Linked DNA regions of Homo sapiens: region 2 is linked to region 1. Evidence: chromatin loops called from intact Hi-C (ENCODE). Cell type or tissue: mammary epithelial cell. All regions are shown on one strand. Region 1 overlaps ABL2 (ABL proto-oncogene 2, non-receptor tyrosine kinase). Region 2 overlaps ABL2 (ABL proto-oncogene 2, non-receptor tyrosine kinase).

What was found. Peaks named below come from ENCODE experiments on the same cell type or tissue, not always from the same donor. Only the 100,000 strongest peaks of a DNase experiment are listed, where the experiment ranks them.
Region 2: a loop joins it to region 1, with 6 times the contacts of the local background. A loop is called at or near these places in 9 of 110 quality-filtered maps.

What each region holds. Positions count from the first base shown.
Region 1 is chr1:179,191,619-179,196,618 of GRCh38, forward strand. The region is part of intron 1 of ABL2 (ABL proto-oncogene 2, non-receptor tyrosine kinase); the gene reads right to left. It also overlaps the pseudogene LOC124900432. Among named protein-coding and RNA genes, the nearest start is that of ABL2, 36 kb to the right of the region's middle. In mammary epithelial cell, a CTCF peak has its summit at 2,405; no DNase peak of the experiment used is centred here.
Region 2 is chr1:179,139,130-179,144,129 of GRCh38, forward strand. All of the region lies in intron 1 of ABL2 (ABL proto-oncogene 2, non-receptor tyrosine kinase), which reads right to left. Among named protein-coding and RNA genes, the nearest start is that of TOR3A, 60 kb to the left of the region's middle. RefSeq lists enhancers at 1-195, 3,514-4,713. In mammary epithelial cell, no CTCF peak of the experiment used is centred here; DNase peaks (open chromatin) are centred at 2,922, 4,022 and 4,412; H3K4me3 peaks cover 2,469 bases; H3K27ac peaks cover 3,641 bases.

The DNA of each region.
Region 1 (5,000 bases):
ACCGTGTTGTCCAGGCTGGTCTTGAACTCATTACCTCAGGTGATATCCACCCACTTCGGCCTCCCAAAGTGCTGGGATTACAGGCATGAGCCACCTTGTCCGGCCTCTGAAATTACTTCATATATACATATTCTGCTATCATTTAAATAATCAACACTCTGTAAAGGTTTTTAAAAATCACTAAAGAGTTTTCAAAACAATTACTAAGAAACAGTCTGTGTCATGTTAAATGACAGATGGAACAATTACTCAATTGAAATGAGACAGAAAATCTGACAATCAATTGGAAACTGTCATATAAAAATTAAGGTTGGACCTAAGCAAAAGCATTACAAATGGTTTTTCCTTTGCTTTTATATTCTCTTTAAGAAAAATACATTTAATTGCAAACAAAGTATAAAGCAGAAGAGTAACTTATACTTGGTGACATTTTACCATTCCCCTACAGTCAAAATATAACAAAATATTTGAACCAATCATATTTCACTCCTTGGTTAGTCACGTATATAGCAGGGACTCTATACTCAGTAGTTACAGATTTAGTTACGAAAAACAATCCACAGGAATACCTTGGCTCTCACTCTACCAAAGGTAGATATGGCTGGCATCTTGAGCATGCTAGTCAATCTATCCAAATGCACAACTACTCATATCCCACCACTCTCTAGCTGTTTCCTATTTCATTTCATTAGGGAGACAGAGACAAACCAAAAAATATGATAAGAGAATGTCAAATGTGGAATGTCAAACCCTTCCACCAACACTGTTATCTCCATAACATCCTATAAAATTATCACTCAAGCTCGAATTACAACAAACTCTCAATAAATCCTAGACCACTTTTATTCTCACTGGACAAATAAATATCCTTGTTCTTGTCCCACACTGCCTGAATTTCCATTTTCCAAGTCATGTTATCATAATGGCACACCAATTCACCCATTTGTTGTACCTGTAAGTACCAGAAAAATCAAGTAAATTAACTCAAGCAGGTTGAGTTAAATCTGACAATTGACTTAACCTTTAATTACTTATGTGCCAGACATAAAAGAATGAAACACATGGCATGCAGAAAAACTGTACAATCACATCACATAGAAAAAATTTTAAAACTAGGTTAAGTAAATTAATAAATTTTGGTTATTCAAAGTATGTTCTGAAACATTAAGTCTGATAACTTCTTCCTAATAAATACAAGAGTCTGAATTATTTTCTTAAAATTTTGCTATTTCAAGTACAGAACTTTTCACGTATTTTTCTTTAAAGCATTAAGTCACACTGTATTATGTCTATTTGAATTACTACTTAAATTACTAGAAAGAAATCAAGATAACATTAAACTCTTAAAATATCTTTGGTAACAGAATGAATTATCTTCTGCGTTGTTGTCTATATCAAAGGTCATATCATATTTCATACTTTTCTAAGGTAAACATTTAAACAGCATACATGGTATGATGGAGAAAATTATACAAACTCACACCAAATATCAGCCTTTCTGAATTTCCAAAAAAGGGCACAACTTGCAAAAAAAAATGAGAACCATAATTTTCATGTATCAAGAAAAAAAATATAATAATCTGTTTTTCTAAAGTGCCCGAAGAAGTCAATTTGTGGCAACACTACCAGAAAAAGTGGCCAATGAAATCACACAAAATTTCTAAACTTTAAAAATGTACTAGGCTCTTTCTAAAGGTGAATATTATTGTCAAATCAGTAACTCAAACCAGCCCTAAATGTCTGCTTTTTTTTTTTTCAGGTAAGCAAGTGGGATTTAATTTTTTGTTTGTTTGTTTCTTTTTTGAGACAGAGTCTCATTCTGTCACTCAGGCTGGAGTGCAATGGCGCAATCTTGACTCACTTGCAACCTCTGCCTCCTGGGTTCAAGCAATTCTCCTGCTTCAGCCTCCCAAATAGCTGGGATAACAAGCGCCTGCGACCACGCCCACCTAATTTTTTGTATTTTTAGTAGAGATGGGGTTTCACCATGTTCACCAAGCTAGTCTTGAACTCCTGACCTCAAGTGATCCACCCTCCTTGGCCTCTCAAAGTGCTGGGATTACAGGTGTGAGCCACCGTGCCTGGCCTAATTTTTTGTTGCTGTTGTATTTTGTTTTTTTGGTTTTTTTTGGAGACGGAGTCTCGCTCTGTCGCCCAGGCTGGAGTGCAATGGCGCGATCTCGGCTCACTGCAAGCTCCATCTCCCAGGTTCACGCCATTCTCCTGCCTCAGCCTTCTGAGTAGCTGGGACTACAGACGCCCGCCACCATGTGGCCCAGCTAATTTTTTGTATTTTTTTAGTAGAGATAGGGTTTCACCTTGTTAGCCAGGATGGTCTCGATCCTGGCCAAATTTTTAAGTGATAGCAACAACTGGATTTTCTTCCTAAGTACTGGAGTATCCCCTAGTGGACTGGTGAGGAACAGTTTTTTGACTTACTAATCAAACTCTGTCATAATAAATTCACTTTTTTATAATCTCACCTAAATATCTTTTTTCCCATGGTCAAAACAGAGTTAACATTAGTTTTCATAAATTTCATAATTTTGACTACAGTGAAGGTCCTACAAGGTAGAAACACATTTTTTTTGACAAATACCATTTCCAGTGTTTCAAATACAATAACCTCTTTCAAGAATCTTGTTACATGAGCACGAATTTAGTAAGTGAAAAATCAATCATCCTTAATAGTTTCCTAACGGGCAAAGGAAGTTTTTATGGAAATTAAACTACTTCACTGAACTAAATGTCAACAATCAAATCATGAACATTAAGTAGAGTGCTTCCTAAAGAGCCAGGGGTTATCAAAGATAAATTTGAGAAACTACTGATGGAGGCTTGAAAATGATTTTTTTACATATCATATAATTTCTGCTAACATGGAATAAGGATTTCTAAAAAACAATTTTTAAGGTATCAACACACTATTTACACACATATTAAAACTCTACACACAAAACACTTCATATTTCTGCAAATAATTAAAATCCACTGAAGAATACAAGGGCTCCAGCTAGCAGTATGACTGGAACCTTGTGAGAGACCCTGAGCTAGAACCACCCAGCTAAGCCACTCTCAGATTTCTGACACTCAGAATAAATGTTGTTTGTTTTAAGCTGCTAAATTTGGGAATAACTGGTTACTCAGGAACAAATATGTTGCGTTTAATATGCTTAAAGAAAAAAAGAGGGTAATGATAGTAAGAAGAAAATGGCACTATAAAACAAAGACCAACAAGTCAACAACAAAAAAGCAAACAGATTCAAAAATGGGCAAAGGACTTAAAAATTTCTCGAAAACAGATACACAAATAGCCAATAAACACTTGTTAAAAAATGCCCAACATCACTAATAATTAGGGAAATGCATATCAAAACGACAATGAGAGGCCAGGCATGGTGGCTCACGCCTGTAATCCCTGCATTTTGGGAGCCTGAGGCAGGTGGATTACCTGAGGTCAGGAGTTCCAGACCAGCCTGGCCAACAAGGTGAAACCCCATCTCTACTAAAACTACAAAACTTACCCGGGCATGGCAGTGCATTCCTGTAGTCCCAGCTACTCAAGAAGCTGAGGCAAGAGAATCGCTGGGACCCAGGAGACTGAGGTTGCAGTGAGCTGAGATCGCACCACTGCACTCCAGCCTGGGCAACACAGTAAAACTCTGTCTCAAAAAAAACAAAAAACAAAAAAACAGTGAGATACCACATCACAGCCATTAGGATGGCTATTACTAAAACACACACGAACACAGAAAATAACAAATGTTGGTGAGGGTATGGAGAAACTAGAACCCTTGTGCATTATTGGTGGGAATATAAAATGGTAAAGCCACTATGGAAGACAGTATGGTGGTTCCTCAGAAAAATTAAACATAGAATTACTGTATGATCCAACAATTTCACTTCTGTATATATATATTCAAAAGAATTGAAAGCAGGAACTCAGATATACTTGCATGCCCATGTTCACTGCAGCATTAGTCACAATAGCCAAAAAGTGGAAGCAATCAAAGTAGTCCATAAAGAGATGAGTGGATAAAGAAAATGGGCTACATACACACCATTAAATATCATTCAGCCCTTAAATAAAAAAAAAGAAATTCTCCTGCACGTTACAACACAGATGTACCTTGAAGATTAAGTTAAATGAAATGAGCCAGTTACAAAAGGGCAAATACTATATGATTCCATTTATATGAGGAACCTAGAGTAGTCAAACTCATAAAGGCAGAAAGTAAAATGTGGTTGCCAAGGGCTAGAGGAAATTATAAAACGGGGAATTATAATTTAACAGATGCAGAGCTTCAGTCTGGAAGAAGAAAAGAGTTCTGGAGATGGATGGTGGTCATGTATGGTTATATGGTAGTGATGGATGGTTACACAACAGTATGAAAAGAGCAATGGCTCACGCTTGTAATCCTAGCACTTTGGCAGGCCGAGGTGGACGGATCACTTGAGGCCAGGAGTTCCTCCCCAAATCCAAGTTCCTAGATGCCAGCCAAGGGCCAACCTTGCAAGCAGACCTCGCTAAGCATATCAGTCTCAATCAGGCCTGCTATGTTAATTCTTTCTGCACAACTGAGATGTTCTCTTTGGAAATAACATGGTTTTTTGTCTTGTTTTTGGAGTTCTGTGTTTTTCTATTCAAAATGCACCCCCATTTCCTGTCACTTTAACTAAAATTACCTTATTGAAATTTGTATCTTTTTTGTAACTTATCAGCTACTTATGCCCAAGTTTTAAAACATTTACAAGCCACAAATATGGTGGATACACTATGGGATGATTAAATTATTTGTCTGTACTTAAGTAGAATACCTATGAGAAAAATCCCTTTAAGATTTAAAGATGGTAATCCAAGGTGATTCCTTCTCCAAGGGGGACATCCAGTGACCCTCTCAGGAAGTAGCAACTTGGAATAGAATAGTCCAGGAGTTCCAGGACCAGCCTGGCCAATATGGCGAAACCCCATCTATACTAGAAATACAAAAACTAGCCGG
Region 2 (5,000 bases), 52 kb before region 1:
CCACACTGTGGAAGCTTTGTTCTTTCGCTCTTTGCAATAAATCTTGCTACTGCTCACTCTTTGGGTCCACACTGCTTTTATGAGCCGTAACACTCACCGCAAAGATCTGCAGCTTCACTCCTGAAGCCAGCAAGACCACGAGCCCACCGGGAGGAACGAACAACTCCAAACGCGCTACCTTAAGAGCTGTAACACTCACTGCAAAGGTCTGCAGCTTCACTCCTGAGCCAGCGAGACCACGAACTCACCAGAAGGAAGAAACTCCGAACACATCTGAACATCAGAAGGAACAAACTCCAGACACGCCACCTTAAGAGCTGTAGCACTCACCGCGAGGGTCTGCGGCTTCATTCTTGAAGTCAGTGAGACCAAGAACCCACCAATTCCGGACACAGCTCCCTTCTTGCTCTCACAAACAACATCCAATTCACTCAGAAATTCCATTGGCACTGCCTTCAAAAATATATCCAGAATCTAACCACTTCTCATTCAGTACCACTTCATGACCACCATCATCTAGGTAAGGGGACCCCAACCCCTGGGCCACAGACAGGTCTGTGGCCTGTTAGGAACTGGGCCACACAGCAGCAGGTGAGCAGCGGGCCAGCGAGCATTACCGCTTGAGCTCCACCTCCCGTCAGATTAGTGGAGGCATTTGATTCTCACAGGAGCTGAAACCTACTGTGAACTGCTCAAGCAAGGGATCTAGGTTGAATGCTCCTTATGATAATCTAATGCCTGATGATCTGAGGTGGAACAGTTTCATGTGAAACCACCGCTCCCCACCCAGTCTGTGAAAAAATTGACTTCCATGAAACTGGTCCCTGGTGCCAAAAAGGTTGGGACCACTGATGTAGACTATTTCACTAGACTCCTGATTTCCATGCTTCCGTGCTTGTTCCCTACTGTTTATTCTCAACATACCAGCCATCTTTCAGAGCATAAGTCAGATTGCTACTCCTCTGTTCAAGACTCTTCAAAGGTTCCCCATTTTAGAGTAAAAGCTAAAATCCTTAAAGGCCCTGCAAGGTCCTTCACAATTGGTCTTGCCCAGCATCTCCTGCTGCTATTCCTCTACCTTATTCTGGCCACTGACATCAATGCTATTGCTTGAACAAAGCAGGCACACTTCTGCCTCAGGACCTTTGCGCTGGCTTTTCCTTTTGCCTAAAACACTCTTCCCCATGACATTTCACCAAATGTTACCTTCTCAGTATGTCATTCTCTGATTATTCCATTTTAAAGTACATCTATTCTTGATAACACTCTCACATCCCCCACTGACTCCTTTCCTGATTTATTTTATCTCCATAGCTCTTATTACCACCAAACATAGTGTATAATTTACTTATTTATTATTATATTCATGTATCTAAGTCTCCTTGCTAAAATGTAAGTTTTATGAGGACCAGGATTGTTGTCTGTTTTGTTCACTGAACAGTGACTCCAGAACAGTGTCTACATATAAGAGGCTCTCAAAAAAGATTTGCTGAATGAATGAACTATGTATACATCCTTACTCACAGAGGATGCTATGAGAGGAAAGAATATAAAACAAAACTCTAGAGTCTGGCAAGGTTTCAGACTTAAAATTAGATAAACATTTAAACTGGATGAACGCAGGCCAGGCACAGTAGCTCATGCCTATAATCTCAGCACTTTGAGAAGCCAAGGCGGGAGGATCACTTGAGGCCAGGAGTTCAAGACCAGCCTGGGCAACATCATGAGACTTCATCAGGTGTGGTGGCTAGCGTCTGTAATCCCAGCACTTTGGGAGGCCGAGGTGGATCACCTGAGGTCAGGAGTTCGAGACCAGTCTGGCCAACATGGCAAAACCCTGACTGGGTGTGGTGGCGGGTGCCTGTAATCCCAACTACTCGGGAGGCTGAGGCAGGAGAATTGCTTGAACCCGGGAGGCAGAGGTTGCAGTGAACTGAGATCAGACTGCTGCACTCCAACTTGGGTGACAAAGCAAGACTCTGTCTCAAAAAAAAAAAAAAAAAAAAAATTAAGTATTGGCTGGGCATAGTGGCACACAACTGTAGTCCCAGCTACCCAGGAAGCTGAGGTAGGATTGTCTGAGCCTGGGAGGTTGAGCCTGCAGTGAGCCAAGATCACACCATTGTACTCCAATCTAGACAATAGAACAAAACCCTGTCTTTAAGAAAAAAAAAAATTAGATTAATAGGAATTCTGCACTGATGACAGTAGAGTGACAGACTGTCAATACGCAAGGACATGTTTATAATAAGGGGAAACTCTGAACCCAAAAGAGGACTCTTAAAGACAAGTCAACTTCCTGAAAGTTGTGTTATCTGACAAAAGGAGAAAACAGAATGAGATCTACAGCACGATTTTATGTAAATTTAGAAGATATATGCAGGCCAAACAATATTATATTTCTGAAATATGTAAAGTAATAACTATAGGATAAAAGTAATTTTTGAGGCCAAAGTACTAAAAGAACCACAACTTAGAAAACAATCCTTCTTATTCCCCATTCCCCTTCTTCCCGTCTCTGGTTTTACGGTCTTTTTGGTTGAGTCAAAAGATCTTATTTCCTTCCTTTCTTCTTTCTTCCCACTCCTCTTTTGTTCTCAAAGAACTTAGGGTCAATTTCCTGCACAATCTGTCTGCACAGGATATCCACTTAAACACCATTCTACCCATTAGCACCAAACAAAAGGAAAACTTTTTCAAAGAGAAAAACACCCTAACATTTTTCTGAAGCTAAGAACGAACATATTTTGAATCATAAAGAGTAAGGGAACTAAATGAGGGGGAACAAGATAAGGGATAAAGGCAAAAACAAAAGAAAACAAAAGCCTGTGGGAAGAGCAAGTAAATGTCAGTGTTACCCAGTAGCTATAGTCTATGTCACTTTCCTCATTGGTTAAGACAGACATGTCTGGATGATTCAGATGTACTGTATACGCCCAAATGCAAGTGTGTGGGCTGGGAATGGTTTATTTTTGAACAAAATGAAATGACTACTATAAATTAGGTAACTTAGATATCAAGTTAACTTATCTTCCATTATTCACTGCTATAGAGGTAGATCAGAGATTTAAGATGGGATAAGAGAAGACTGATTTTCACTCACATGTAAAGAACCTAGATAACAGAAATATATTATCACAATTTAAAAAAGGCATTTTTTTTCTATTGCTACAGTTGCAGGCTACAACAAAAATAAAGCAAAACAGAATAGCCACTTGTACAAAGTAAATTATCATGATTGAAAAAGTTAAAACCCAAAATAATAAAACTGAAATTGAGAAAATTCCTAAGCTTCATGTTTAATTTTATTAAAAATACTTTTCACCAGTTAGTCATTCAGTAACTTTTATCAGTTTAATTAGAAATTTGTCAGGTAGTAATAGGAGAAATTAATATTACAAATTTTTAGTTTAGGCATTTTCAAGTATTTTATAAACATTATCTTGCCAGAATTCTACTTTATCTGACTGTATATTCTCTAAGAAGCTAATAAGTTTTAATAACTTCTTTTAAAAATTATGTAAGGTAAATTATTCAACAGTTTTCAATATAGCTTAAGTTCTTCACATCAAGCCATCTATATCTTATTATTACAAAATACTACATATTATCCATACATTCTTCCATTCAGTATTTATTGAGATCCTACTATGAGATATTCCCCCAAGAAAGCACACAAACTTTCACTGACCAAGAATGAAGACAAAAACAGTAGCAGATAAGATGAATTTTTTGAAATCTTCATTCACACTTGATTAATGTGGTTATCAAGCCTCCCTGAAACTATCAACTCTGAACCATACCTGTTAAGTCGGGTAGAGCAGATTCTGAGGCCTCAGTGCACAGGCAGCAAAGTGAAGTGTCCTGATCTCTGCCATAACTATTAGGTGGAAGGAGAACTGTCCCAAGGACCATACCTCTGCCCAGAAGCACAAAAGTTAAACTGTTCTGTGTAAAGAGGAAGTCTTAGAATTCCATTCTCTGACAAGCAATACCACATGCATGTGACATTTACTCATGTACTCAGTGGCCAGAGGGAACCAATAAAATGGTGAGCATTCACAATTCCCAAAGTGGGTGGAGAGTGACCTAAAGGAAAATTTCCAGCAATCCGCAAAAGACTGAGTCAGAATGGAGTTACTTCAAAATCTCTGAGAACACTTTTAAAATGTAAGTAAAATAAAAACCAACATATATATGTATAACAAATAGCCTAATAATAAAACAATGTAGAAGTTAATATATCTCTATTTTATAGGGAGATGATGAGGTGAGACTAGAGAGAAAAGTTTCCTTGGAGAAAATCTGTTTACAATAAAACACGAAATACACTTTTAAAAGAAAGGAAACGCCTAACAAGACTCATCTTTTACATCACTTAAATAGTTCAAGAAACCACAAAGCCAAAGTCAAAGAAATAGCTGTGATCTGATTCATGAGCACAGAAGCCAAGAAATAACTGCCTTTGCTAACAATCTGGCTCTATAGCTTAATAAAGGTTAAAAACATGGCAATATAGTGTTGAAAACTTTTGAGTGTTAAAAGTTTATTTACTTATTTATTTTTATTTACTTATTTATTTTTTGAGACGGAGTCTCGCTCTGTCGCCCAGGCTGGAAGGCAGTGGCGCGATCTCGGCTCACTGCAACCTCTACCTCACGGGTTCAAGTGATTATCCTGCCTCAGCCTCCCAGGTGACTGCGATTACAGGCGCCCGCCACCACGCCCAGCTAATTTTTTGTATTTTTAGAAGAGACGGGGTTTCACTATGTTGGCCAGGCTGGTCTCAAACTCCTGACCTCGTGATCCACCTGCCTCAGCCTCCCAAAGTGCTAGGATTACAGGCATGAGCCACCATGCCCAGCCTGAGTGTTAAAAGTTTTTAAAGCAAAAAGCCCAATCTTTGTTAATAAACAGGAACAAAGTTAAAGAAAATTTAAAAACCTGAAAATGATAGTACTTTATGAGAATTAAACTAGTAAAACCTACAAATAATACAT